2 separate regions of the Homo sapiens genome follow, and region 1 is linked to region 2. A link is a loop called in an ENCODE intact Hi-C map of the cell type or tissue named here. Cell type or tissue: ascending aorta. All regions are shown on one strand. Links, peaks and the distances in the headings refer to the core of each region. The heading gives the core; the rest is flanking DNA.

Region 1 (5,548 bases), core at 210-5,209, 500 kb after region 2:
CTTAAATATTATCTCCTGCTTTATGGGGCTATTGAAAAGACTAAATAAGAAAATACACGTAAAATACTTGATGCATATTGAGAAATCAACACATTTATTGTTATTATTTAGTCTGTTGCTATTATTTAGTCTGAAGAGGCAGCATTTAGCCAGATATGATTGAAAAGTTTGAGGGACTCTGGGCATATGGATGACAGAATGGCAGAGCATAGACTTTGTAGGAAGAGAGGCCAGACTGGATCCAAGAGGATCCTTTCGATGGCTAGTTATGATTGCAGAGAAATCTAGGGGACATTTCAAAGATATTTTAATCATGTTCTGGACCCACTCTCCCTTTGCATATATGTTGAAGCCTGCCCCTCCTTTCCAAATAGTCTTCTTGATTTCATGTTGATAATTTCAGTTCAACTTATTCTTAGTATGTAATTAGACCAGCCTATCAGGACTCTTGGTAGGTAGTGATGGTGGTAAGAACGCGTTTGTTTGTGTCCCTTTTTATAGCATATTTACATGGGTGAAATTAGATTAAAATGGATGTCAGATTATGACTCGAGGGAGAAAATGAGTCAGCAGTAGGCAGCATGGAGCTGAAGGGATGTTGCTTAAGAAAAAACTATTTGTGTTGGTTATACTGGGATTGAGCAATTATTTGAATAGAATGATAAAAATAATTCCTTGAATTTCACAATTATATAGCACTTCATTATTTCTAAATCTTGTTAATACCATTGTTTAGAAAGTTTTCAACCTCCCTCTGTTATTTCCCTAGGTCATTGTAAGGAACTTGGGGGAGGCAAAGGATAGCTCACCCCGGAAGCAGCCTTTATTTATTTGTTATCAGTCTGTACTGGGGGAGACATGCATAATGATCATCTAAAAATATACTTTTTTCATTCATTAAACAAAGAAGTAAAAGTAATTTGATTTTTGCACAGTGACATGAAAGCTAGAGAAGGTCCTGGGAAATATGTAAAAAAAATTTTTTACCTTATAATTCTTTCCTGTAATTATGATCTGGCTATACTCATTAATTGTATGCTGTTGTTAACGTTAAATAACTAAAGTCCAATTTACTTTGTTAGGAGACATAGTGGAAACTATTAAGGAGATGGCCAGAAAAGATGTTTACTTCTGAGTGATTTAGGAATAGTCTGGTCATAAATGCTGTGTTTCTACATGGATTTGTGCACCTGTTCCTGCTTTGTTCTATTGACAGTTATTTAATATACATAACTGTAATTGTAGCTATTGAAAATCCACCTCAATAATGGGTTTTATGATTCTGGATATCAGTAGAGTTACCTTTACCTTCCTCTTCACATTTAGATATGTATGTGTATGTGGTTACCTATTCATTCTCCTAAAGAATGTTAATAAAGCTCTTAGAATGAAGAGCATATAGAGCTATTCAGTTAAGAACAACTGAATTGGAGATGATGCCTATCAGAGTTAAACTAAATATTTATCTTTTTCTCATGCTTCCTGCCCATTTTGCTTTTATGGATTGAATCCTGACGTGTTCATGAAATACAGCATCATTATTGTTTTAAGTTACTTGAGATTTTTTTCCGAAAGACAAATCGCTCTAAAATGACTAGTAGACAACTTGTCTAAACAACAACAAAAATAGTAAAAATATAACCTATAGTAGTTGTGAGCAGTCAGGTATAAGGGAGAGAGCTCATTAGTATTAACTATAGTGTCGTAACTTTTTAGTTCTTATTAAACTCTTCAATTAGTGAGATAGAATGAGTTAAAGAGAAGCAAGTCTGGTAGTTGGGAAGGGATGTGTCAGTATCCCTTGTCAATCATGTTTTAATTATTGCTTTAAAAATAGGCTTTTGCACAACAGGGTAACTATAGCCAACAATAAATTTATTGTACATTAAAAAATAACTAAAAGAGTGTAACTGGATTGTTTGTAACACAAAGGATCAGTGCCTGAAGTGATGGATCCCTCATTTACCCTGAAGTGATTATTATGCATAGTATGCCTGAATCAAGGCATCTCATGTACCCCATAAATATATATACCTACTACATACCCACAAACATTAAAAATAAAAACTTAAATAGGCTTTCATTCTGGAGGCTTGACATTTGACTACTAAATTTTATTTCAAGCCTGACATATTTTATGTGGAGAGTATTTTCTGTTCTAGATTTTGTTTCTAGATTGCATCTCATTATTTCCATCCAAAATTTTATGTGAATATAATAAAATATCAACAAAGGCATTTCCTTTATGTGCACATAGACTTATTTATGGATTTGATATGCACTATGTGAATAAACTGTGCATACTTTTATATTGATACATTTTAAAATGGATGCATTGGGGAAGATTATTTGGGGCCTTTAGTTTGGAAATCTATTAAGGAAACATTGTTTGAAAAGCATTATTTATGTTAAAAACAGGTTTGCAATGTCGAAACTTTTTATTGATTCAATAAGAATGTGTAGAATGACTATGATTTTCTGGGTGCTGGGGCTATAGTAGTATACACAAAGTTACAAAGTTTATTTTCTCAAGAAGTTTACATTCTAGTGGGCATATGCGGCAATAAATACGTTTATTTCTAAATGTATACACTTACCCACATATACAGAGATGAAATGCATTAGGTGATGATAAGAGCTAAGGAGAAAAATAATGCATGGAAGGGGATGGAGAGTGTTCATGTGTGTGGTATGTTTTGTGGGGTGGTATGACGGAGAGGTGGGGAGAGAAGGAGAGAAAGCTTGTTCTTCTTCCACCTTATCTGGCATTGCTCTTGGCATATGCTTGCTGTGTCTTGTTACTTTCAAATGCAGGCCAATTAAGTCATAGTTTCTGACAGTATCTGGAAATAAATGCTACATTTGCTTCCCAAAATGTGACTCAGCAGGAAAAAGCTATGCCATGTGTATGCATGACAAGATTTTTACCTCCATGCCCCCTTTTAATATTATGATGATTTAATGAGCTTTAGTTGTAAATAATTGATAAGGCATGAGATGGATTGGATGTAATGAATTAAATGCCTCTCCATCTGGCTTAGAAAGAGATGCATAGTTTATATCTGTGTACACAACTGGATGACTGATATCCTTGTGAGGATATTTGTATGCCTTTGGCCACCACCTAGGAGGAAGCTCTTAAAGCTATTCTGTTGTTCTCCAAAATGGTCAAGGATAAAGTTTAACCTATGAGGGTTTTTCTTCTTTTTCTCTGTCTTCAGGTCCTGCATATATCTTTTCAGCCTGGAACTGAGAGTTAGATGAGTTAGCTAAACAGTCTTGATGGAATAGTCAGTACATAAAGGAGAGCTACTTTCTGCTCTTTGCCTCTTCTCCTTTGGGAGAGATTCGCTTTTTACCCCAAACTTAAACTCCTTGCTGATTGCAGAGAGTGCAGTAGCTGCTGTAGTTTGTCATGTGTTCTGGAAGCCTGACTTGGTCTAGAGCCGCACTCTCAAGGCAAGGACTGGGTAAAATGACTGCTTCAAAAACGTGGGCTTCTAACACAAGATTAAAAACATTCATAGGAATTTGAGCTGTTGGATCTTGGCAAAAATGAAAAACAATGAGACATTTGATGCATTTAGAGTATATGAATAGAAAAACAGACAATAGATTAAAATCAACATTATACAAAAAAATCTCTCGATGATTTTCTCAATTAAAATTTAAGAACATGACTTGTCTACACTGGGTTTATTAACTTAATCTATATGTAAGCAATATCTTTCAGAAGAAAAAAAGAAAGAGAAGCATCTTCTTTTGTAAATTTCCAGATGCCTTTATGGTTGTATTGTGTTCTGCAAAGCAATGGTAACAACATGTATTTTGTTGTTTTTCTGCTCTAGTCCTACCTACATGATTCTTTCAATGGTGATTCAAAGTGTAAGCTATTGTTGTTTCAAATCTGTGCTGATTCATTTACATTTTATGCAGAGGTGTCATCTCAAAACATACCTATTTTCCCTTGTGCAGCAACTTGAATAGAGCTATTGTGGCAAACTGAGCTCCTGAATAAACAAGTAATGCTTCTTGGGATGCTGGTTAGGCAAGTACTTCTTGATTTGTTACTAGGAAGAGACTCCTGACAGCTGCTTTAGCACCTGCCTGCGGCTCAGCTGCTCAGCCACATGCTCCCAAAGGTACCAGCAGCAGAAATTCTCCTATGAAAATGTGTCAACTGAAACGCTTATAATTTCACTCTGAAATAACCTTTTAAGACTGGATCTGCTTTTCAATCACCTCAACTCAATTCTTTTAATATTTATTGAGGGACTTGTATAGCCCAGACATCTTTGGCATGTGCTGGGTATGAAAACATGTCTAAGGCCCTGCCACTATCTTTCTGGAACTCACCGTCTCTATTAGTCTGTTCTCACACTGCTATAAAGAAATACCTGAAACTGGGTAATTTATAAAGACAAGAGTCTTAACTGGCTCACACTTCTGCAGGCTCTATAGGCTGGGGAGGCCTCAGGAAACTTACAATCATGGCAGAAGGCGAATGGGAAGGAGGCATGTTTTACGTGGCTGGAGGAGGAGCAAGAGAGCAAAGGGGAAGTGCTACACAGTTTTAACAACCAGATCTCGTGAGAACTCACTATCACAAGGATAGCAAGGGGAAAATCTGCCCCCATGATCCAGTCACCTCCTATCAGTCCCCTCCTCCAACACTGGGGATTACGATTCAATGTGAGGTTTGGGCGGGGACACAAATCCAAACCATATCACCATCTTTTAAGATCTCAACAACACTATATTCAGGATGAAGTGAATGTTAATCTGGGAGAAGCCATTTATAATTTTGGTAAAACTTAGATGGTAGAAAACATATTTTACCATTCAACCATGTGAGAAAGATCAGCCAAGTCTTTGTTGACCTTTGATTTTGAAGGATATTTTTGTCAGCCTATAAAAAGTTAACAAAAAAGCTTTGCTTTTCTCTAATTAGTTTGAACCTGCTATTCAATATCAACTCTAAATGGGAATTGCAGGTGAGTAATTGTGGGTGACTGTAACTATTTTTCAGACGATTCCTACATGCATTTTAAATACGAGGGTCTAGTCATACACGAACACAACCAAACTTGATTGAGGACACGTCCGCTAGTAGGACTGTCTTTTTTTTTTTTTTTTTTTTTTTTTTTTTTTGAGACAGAGTCTCGCTTTGTTCCCCAGGCTGGAGTGCAGTGGCGCGATCTCTGCTCACTGCAAGCTCTGCCTCCCGGGTTCATGCCATTCTCCTGCCTCATCCTCCCAAGTAGCTGGGACTACAGGCACCCGCCACCACGCCTGGCTAATTTTTTGTATTTTTAGTAGAGATGGGGTTTCACCGTGTTAGCCAGGATGGTCTTGATCTCCTGAACTCGTGATGCGCCCTCCTCGATGTCCCAAAGTGCTGGGATTACAGGCATGAGCCACCACGCCCAGCCAGGACTATCTTTAACTTCCCCACACTTTCACTTCCCGCATCCCATAGTGCCACTGATCACACGTGTTGGTCTGCATATTCATCTCTTCCATTCAGTTTTCAGCCAGGGCTGTGCCA
Region 2 (5,548 bases), core at 266-5,265:
ATCTTTAAAACACTGCAGCAAAGCAGGATCCTCTATTTCTTGCTTTCTCTCTGTCCTCTCTCTGGATGTTTCCCTCTCTTTTTATTTCTTTTATTTGGTTTCTTCCTTTTTTTAAATTTCTAGCCACCTTTCTTGCCTCATATAGGTGTTCACAAGGGAATAAAACGTGTAAGATGTTTTGACAGGCGCAGAGAGGCGTGAGACACAAATGCAAAACCAAGATAGAGTGAACAGGGGTTATATTAATTGAATCCATATTTCCAAGGTAATGTATCAAATCAGCTTTCATTGCTCACGACATCTGTGTTCTACACATGCTTGGCAGAGTTGAGCGGATTAAATTGGAAATGTAGGTGTGCTTGGTTCTAATTTCATCCTTGCTGAGTTCAGCGTGGTTTGGTGGAAAGAATGCCATATTGGGAGCCTGGAGCTCGGGGTTCTCATCCCAACGTGGCTCCTGACTCTGACTCACGGAGTGACCTTGAGCAGCTTGCTTCCACGTTTGACAGTTTTTACCACGTAAAAAAAGGAGTTACTTTTTGGAAATGTTGTGAGGGTAAAATATTCTGTGAAAACCTTTGAAAAAATATAAATTGCTGTATAGTTCAAGCTCCGATTATTTGCTCTGTATCTTTCCCTGTGAAATTGGAATAATAACACAAGGGCAAGTCTGTTTGGATTAATTCAAACATCCAAAACGTATTTTGCTGGAAATACCCTCCAAAGGCCCACAGCACCTGGCAGCGGTTGGGATGCTTTTTTAGTGGCCGCTTTAACCTCTGGCATGGGCTACTGCAGGGTCCGCCCTGCTGCCCCAGGGCCATGGGCCACTGAGGGCTGGCCCTCTGAAATATGTCTTGAGGACAGCCAGTCCTAGGGTAGTTGCAGGAAGTCGGTAGGGAATAAAAGAGGGTTTTCTTTTACGGCCCTGATGGTAACACCTCAAACATTTCTTAAATTCTGGGAGACGAGAGAGTCCATCAGTGGCTCTGCAGCAGCATGTTCTCTCTGCCTTCCCAGGCGGGAGGACGCTTGAATCAAGGGTCTATCTGTAGATTCCTTTTAGTTTCTCTACTAAGGGGACTATAAAGGCTTTGTTACCAACAAACCAACATAATAGGATATTTCCAAAGAAGGGATTGTCCCGTGTAGTAGAAGGATGATGAGGAACAAATGGGAAAGGGCTACCGTGAACAAGTATGAAAAGGTAGAGATTTCCAGGCAGGAGTAAGAAGTCAAATGAGAGAAAAATACTCTAGAAGCTTCTGTGTTCTCCCAGAGCCCCTGAGATTGGTAGAATAGGAAGTTCCCTGATCCCTGGTTACAAATCAGGAAGTAGAGAGACAGGAAGGCTCGGATACGGCAATGGAGCCAACACCTTAGACTCCAGCCTAATCCTGCCATGTCAGACCAGAGTCTGAGGTGCAGACCACACTACAGTCTGGAGGGCAGATGGCAGTGCTGCTCTACCTGCCCCAGAAAGCCCAGCAGCACCATCTGTCTCTGAAGTCTTCACCATTATTTAAATTATGATGTATTTTAGACTCACCAGGAGGTATAAAGAACAATATATTAAACATCCACGTATACCCACTAGCCAGCTTAAGACATAACCTACCATCTGATTTTTAAAAAACGAAACAATGCAGAGTGAACAGAGGTTATATTAATTGAATCCATATTTCTAAGGTAATAAATCAGCTTTTCCTTGCTCATACATCTGTGCTGCACACATGCTTGGCAGAGTGGAGGATTATGTATTGAGGAGTATGTATCGGAAGTCCCACATGTGTCCCTTCCTCCCCTGCAGAAAGCACAGCAGTCCTGAATTTGGGACTTCATTTGCCTATACTTTGAGCATATGTGTCAGTAGACAATCTAGATGATTGTTTCCGGTTTTGAAACTTTAGATAAGTAGCTTACTCTCCATGTCTTTCTGGACATGTTCTTCATGTTCTTTCATGTTCTTCATGTTCACCTTGTCTTCATTTGTGCAAGTGAGGATTAACCCGTCTGTCTTTCCTTCTTGGGCAGGGGGTGGGGATGGAAGGGTTGAGGGAACAGTTTCCAAGGGTGGTGTAGTCAGCTGCATGTGAAGAATAGTTTTATTTAAGACTCAGTGCAGAATTACTCCTTCTCCACGATAATTTAAAGTTCCCCTCTTTGTAAAACAACTCCTACGGGTGACAGGAGGGAGGCGGAGTGTGGGAGTTGGCAGAGCAGTGAGGAGCTGGCAGGGAGGCCTCCATCAGGCAGGGTGCCAGCGTCAGCATTGACAACCATACTTCTCTCCTGTAGTGAAGCCCACGTTTATTGGGACCCAGGTCTTTGAAGACTATGACCTGCAGAAGCTGGTGGACTACATTGACTGGAAGCCTTTCTTTGATGTCTGGCAGCTCCGGGGCAAGTACCCGAATCGAGGCTTTCCCAAGATATTTAACGACAAAACAGTAGGTTAGTGCAGTAAGTCCTTCCTTTCTGCCTCTGATATTCAAGCTGTGGGATTGTGACTTTGAAGACCGGAATCGGTGAGGAGCAGTGGATTTGGATTGTGCAGATTACGGCTGCTTTCATATTGCTCACCTGCCCAACTTTTTAATGGTTTTCAATCTGCTAGATTGGTCCTTATTGCATCAACTAAATTTGGTATTTACTTTATTCTTTCAATAAATGTTTATTGACATCAGTTACATGCTGAGCACTAGGGATAAATGGAAGACAATATAATCCCTGCTGTCTAGCACCTGACTAGCTGGCACATCCAATAGTAATGGGCCCTGCCTGGGCTCCTGTGGACATAAGAGGAGATAGAGCTCAGACTGGGAGGTCAGGGCAGGCTTCCTGGACAAGGTGGTGTTCGAACTGTTTTTGACGATTCAGTGGGAGTTGCCGTGGCTGGGACTGTGGATGTGATATGGTGTTGAAGAAAAGGTCATTCCAGGTAGAGGAGACAGTGTGAGAAGGCACAGGCACATGTGCCTATTTGGGGAACTGCAAGGAGCCCATTGTGCTTGGAGCATTGGGGAGGGAATGGGGATTTAGGGTGATAAACTAGAGAAGTAAGTGAGGTGTTAAATTACTACCCCCACTTCTCACTTCTAGCCTTACCCCAGAATCCACCGACAGAGACACGGAATCCAAATGCAAAGCCATTCAAAGGATCAGGTAGTAGCCAGATCAGAGCAGCAGGGAGGGGTAGACTCACAGAAGCATGGGATTAGGGCTGAGAGGAGCCTAGAAACCAGCCTTTTGCCAAGTTTCCCACGGGGGGGCGTGCCTGGGTGTGCGTGTTCGGATGCTGAGACTCAGGAACTCTCAGGTAGTCAGGAACGTGGTGATGAGCAAGGGGCTTCTTAGTGTGCTGCCCCTGAATCATCACAGGTGAGCTGTCCAGGGGCCGTGGGACAGGCTTCTCACCATGGGCAGGGTGGCCGAGTCTCACGGAAACCGAGATGGTGTCCTCGGAGGCTGGCTCCCACTGCAGGTCCGGGAGCAGGCCAGCCCAGGTGCAGCATTGAAGCCACATGTGAGGATTTGGGCCACACTTCACCCCTTACCACTAACGTTCCCTGTACACATACAATTCCACTGACTTCACAGCGACCTCTGGGGGACGGGGCCTGTGCCTTATATTCACCATGCTTTGTATTCTGTGGTGTCTGGGCCTGGACGCATACAGTGAGGATTTACCGAGTCTGAGTGCATAGGGTGAGGATGTAGCTGTCCTTGTTTAACTCTTCATGGTACTGTTGAAGGCCCCAAATTGAAGAATCCCTTCAGAGGTTGTTACGGTCAAAATGTCAATCGTTACGAATTATATTGTAGTTGGGATTAAAAGCACCACGGAATACGAGGCACAGGTCGCGTCTCCCAGAGGTCACTGCAAAGTCAGTGGAGTTGTATGTGCACGAGGAATGTCAGTGAGGAATGTGGCCTGCTCTTTCTCATCCTCTCTGACAGAATGCTTTGGGGAGCCACAGCTTTGGCTCTCTGCTTTTTGTCCAGTGGAAAACTTGAGTGGCTTGAACTGGGAGAAGCAGACTGTGGGAGCTGCACTTAGCAGGAGCCGCAAAGCCCTGGCTGTTCCACTTTAAGCTGGGTCAGTGGCAAACACCAGAAAGCATTTGAGGAAAATGGAGAAGCCTGAAGAGGGAAGGTGACTGAGGAGGGGTAATGGCTTTTAAAAGAAGCATTGTTTGATGGTTATTTTTGGCATCTTTAAGTGAATTCTAATTCTGTTTTTCTAATAGGTGGAGAGGCCAGGAAGGTCTACGATGATGCCCACAATATGCTGAACACACTGATTAGTCAAAAGAAACTCCGGGCCCGGGGTGTGGTTGGGTTCTGGCCAGCACAGAGTATCCAAGACGACATTCACCTGTACGCAGAGGCTGCTGTGCCCCAGGCTGCAGAGCCCATAGCCACCTTCTATGGGTTAAGGCAACAGGTATGGAAGGTGTACTGACAGCCAGCACACCGCTTTCGCTTGTGAGTTTAAGCACTACACAAAAGAGCTTTGCATAAATGAGGGTCTGCTTCACCTCCTCCCAAATGACCAATCACATGCCCAAGAAGTGACCAGTCACACGCCCAAGCCCAAGCCATCTGTGAGGACGAGGGAGAGAAGGCGCCACCATGGGTGTCAGAGGCAGGACCACTCAGCAGGAGTGAGGCGTTTAATATTGTGTTCCATGGATGGGCGAGGACCATTGCTGCTGTCTCAGGTGGTCACGTGTCAGGATCTCAGTCTTCTTAGCTTCTGAAGAAAGAGAACACTCACTTGTTCAAAAACGTAGGTTAATATCTATGCATATTATTAAAATAGACTGTCAGGTGGCTTCCCTTGAAAGGGGAAGACAGGTGGAAACAAACATTTGCAGAATGTATACCAGGTGCCAGGTGCATAGTAAGGTGCTTGATGGTCATGCTTTTAATTTCCACACAGCCGTGTGAGGCAGTTTAAGTTTGTGTTTTACAGAGAAGATGAAGGATGATGGAGATTGTGCTGGGCCCCCCAATATAGAGAGGAGAGCCCAGCCTGTACATATCCCCAGTGGCCGTTCTTTGACTGTGCTGGCTTTTTTTCTTTCGAGTGACGAGAACAGACTCTTCTCAGCAACTTGTCTCTCATCCCCCCCACCTTTGAAAAGGCAAATATCATATGCATGTCCCTTTAGCTGCTGTAAAAAAGAGTGTCTTAATCAAGAATTGGAACCAGAATTCACCAGAGTCATTAACAAATTTAATAATTTGCAGAAAATTACTCTGTTTTACTGCCATTTTCAGTCGTTCAGAAATAATAATGTTGGCTGGGCACAGTGGCTCACACCTGTAATCCCAGCACTTTGAGAGGCCAAGGTGGGAGGATTGCTTGAGCCTAGGAGTTTGAGACTAGCCCCGGCAAGATGGCAAGACCCTGTCTCTACAAAACAAATTTAAAAATGAGCCGTGCACTGGGGAGTGCAGGCCTGTACTTCTTCAGCCAGCTACTCGGGAGGATGAGGCGGGAGGATCACTTGAGCCTAGGAGATCGAGGCTGCAGTAAGCC

The links. Peaks named below come from ENCODE experiments on the same cell type or tissue, not always from the same donor. Only the 100,000 strongest peaks of a DNase experiment are listed, where the experiment ranks them.
Region 1: it touches region 2 in a loop (4-fold over the local background); 6 of 110 quality-filtered maps call a loop at or near these places.

The regions. Positions count from the first base shown.
Region 1 is chr1:237,390,414-237,395,961 of GRCh38, forward strand. All of the region lies in intron 10 of RYR2 (ryanodine receptor 2), which reads left to right. Among named protein-coding and RNA genes, the nearest start is that of MIR4428, 78 kb to the right of the region's middle. In ascending aorta, for the core only: no CTCF peak of the experiment used is centred there; no DNase peak of the experiment used is centred there.
Region 2 is chr1:236,886,883-236,892,430 of GRCh38, forward strand. MTR (5-methyltetrahydrofolate-homocysteine methyltransferase) reads left to right here. Exons shown (of 33, transcript NM_000254.3): 28 at 2,299-2,454; 29 at 4,251-4,447. Among named protein-coding and RNA genes, the nearest start is that of MTR, 94 kb to the left of the region's middle. In ascending aorta, for the core only: no CTCF peak of the experiment used is centred there; a DNase peak (open chromatin) is centred at 2,248.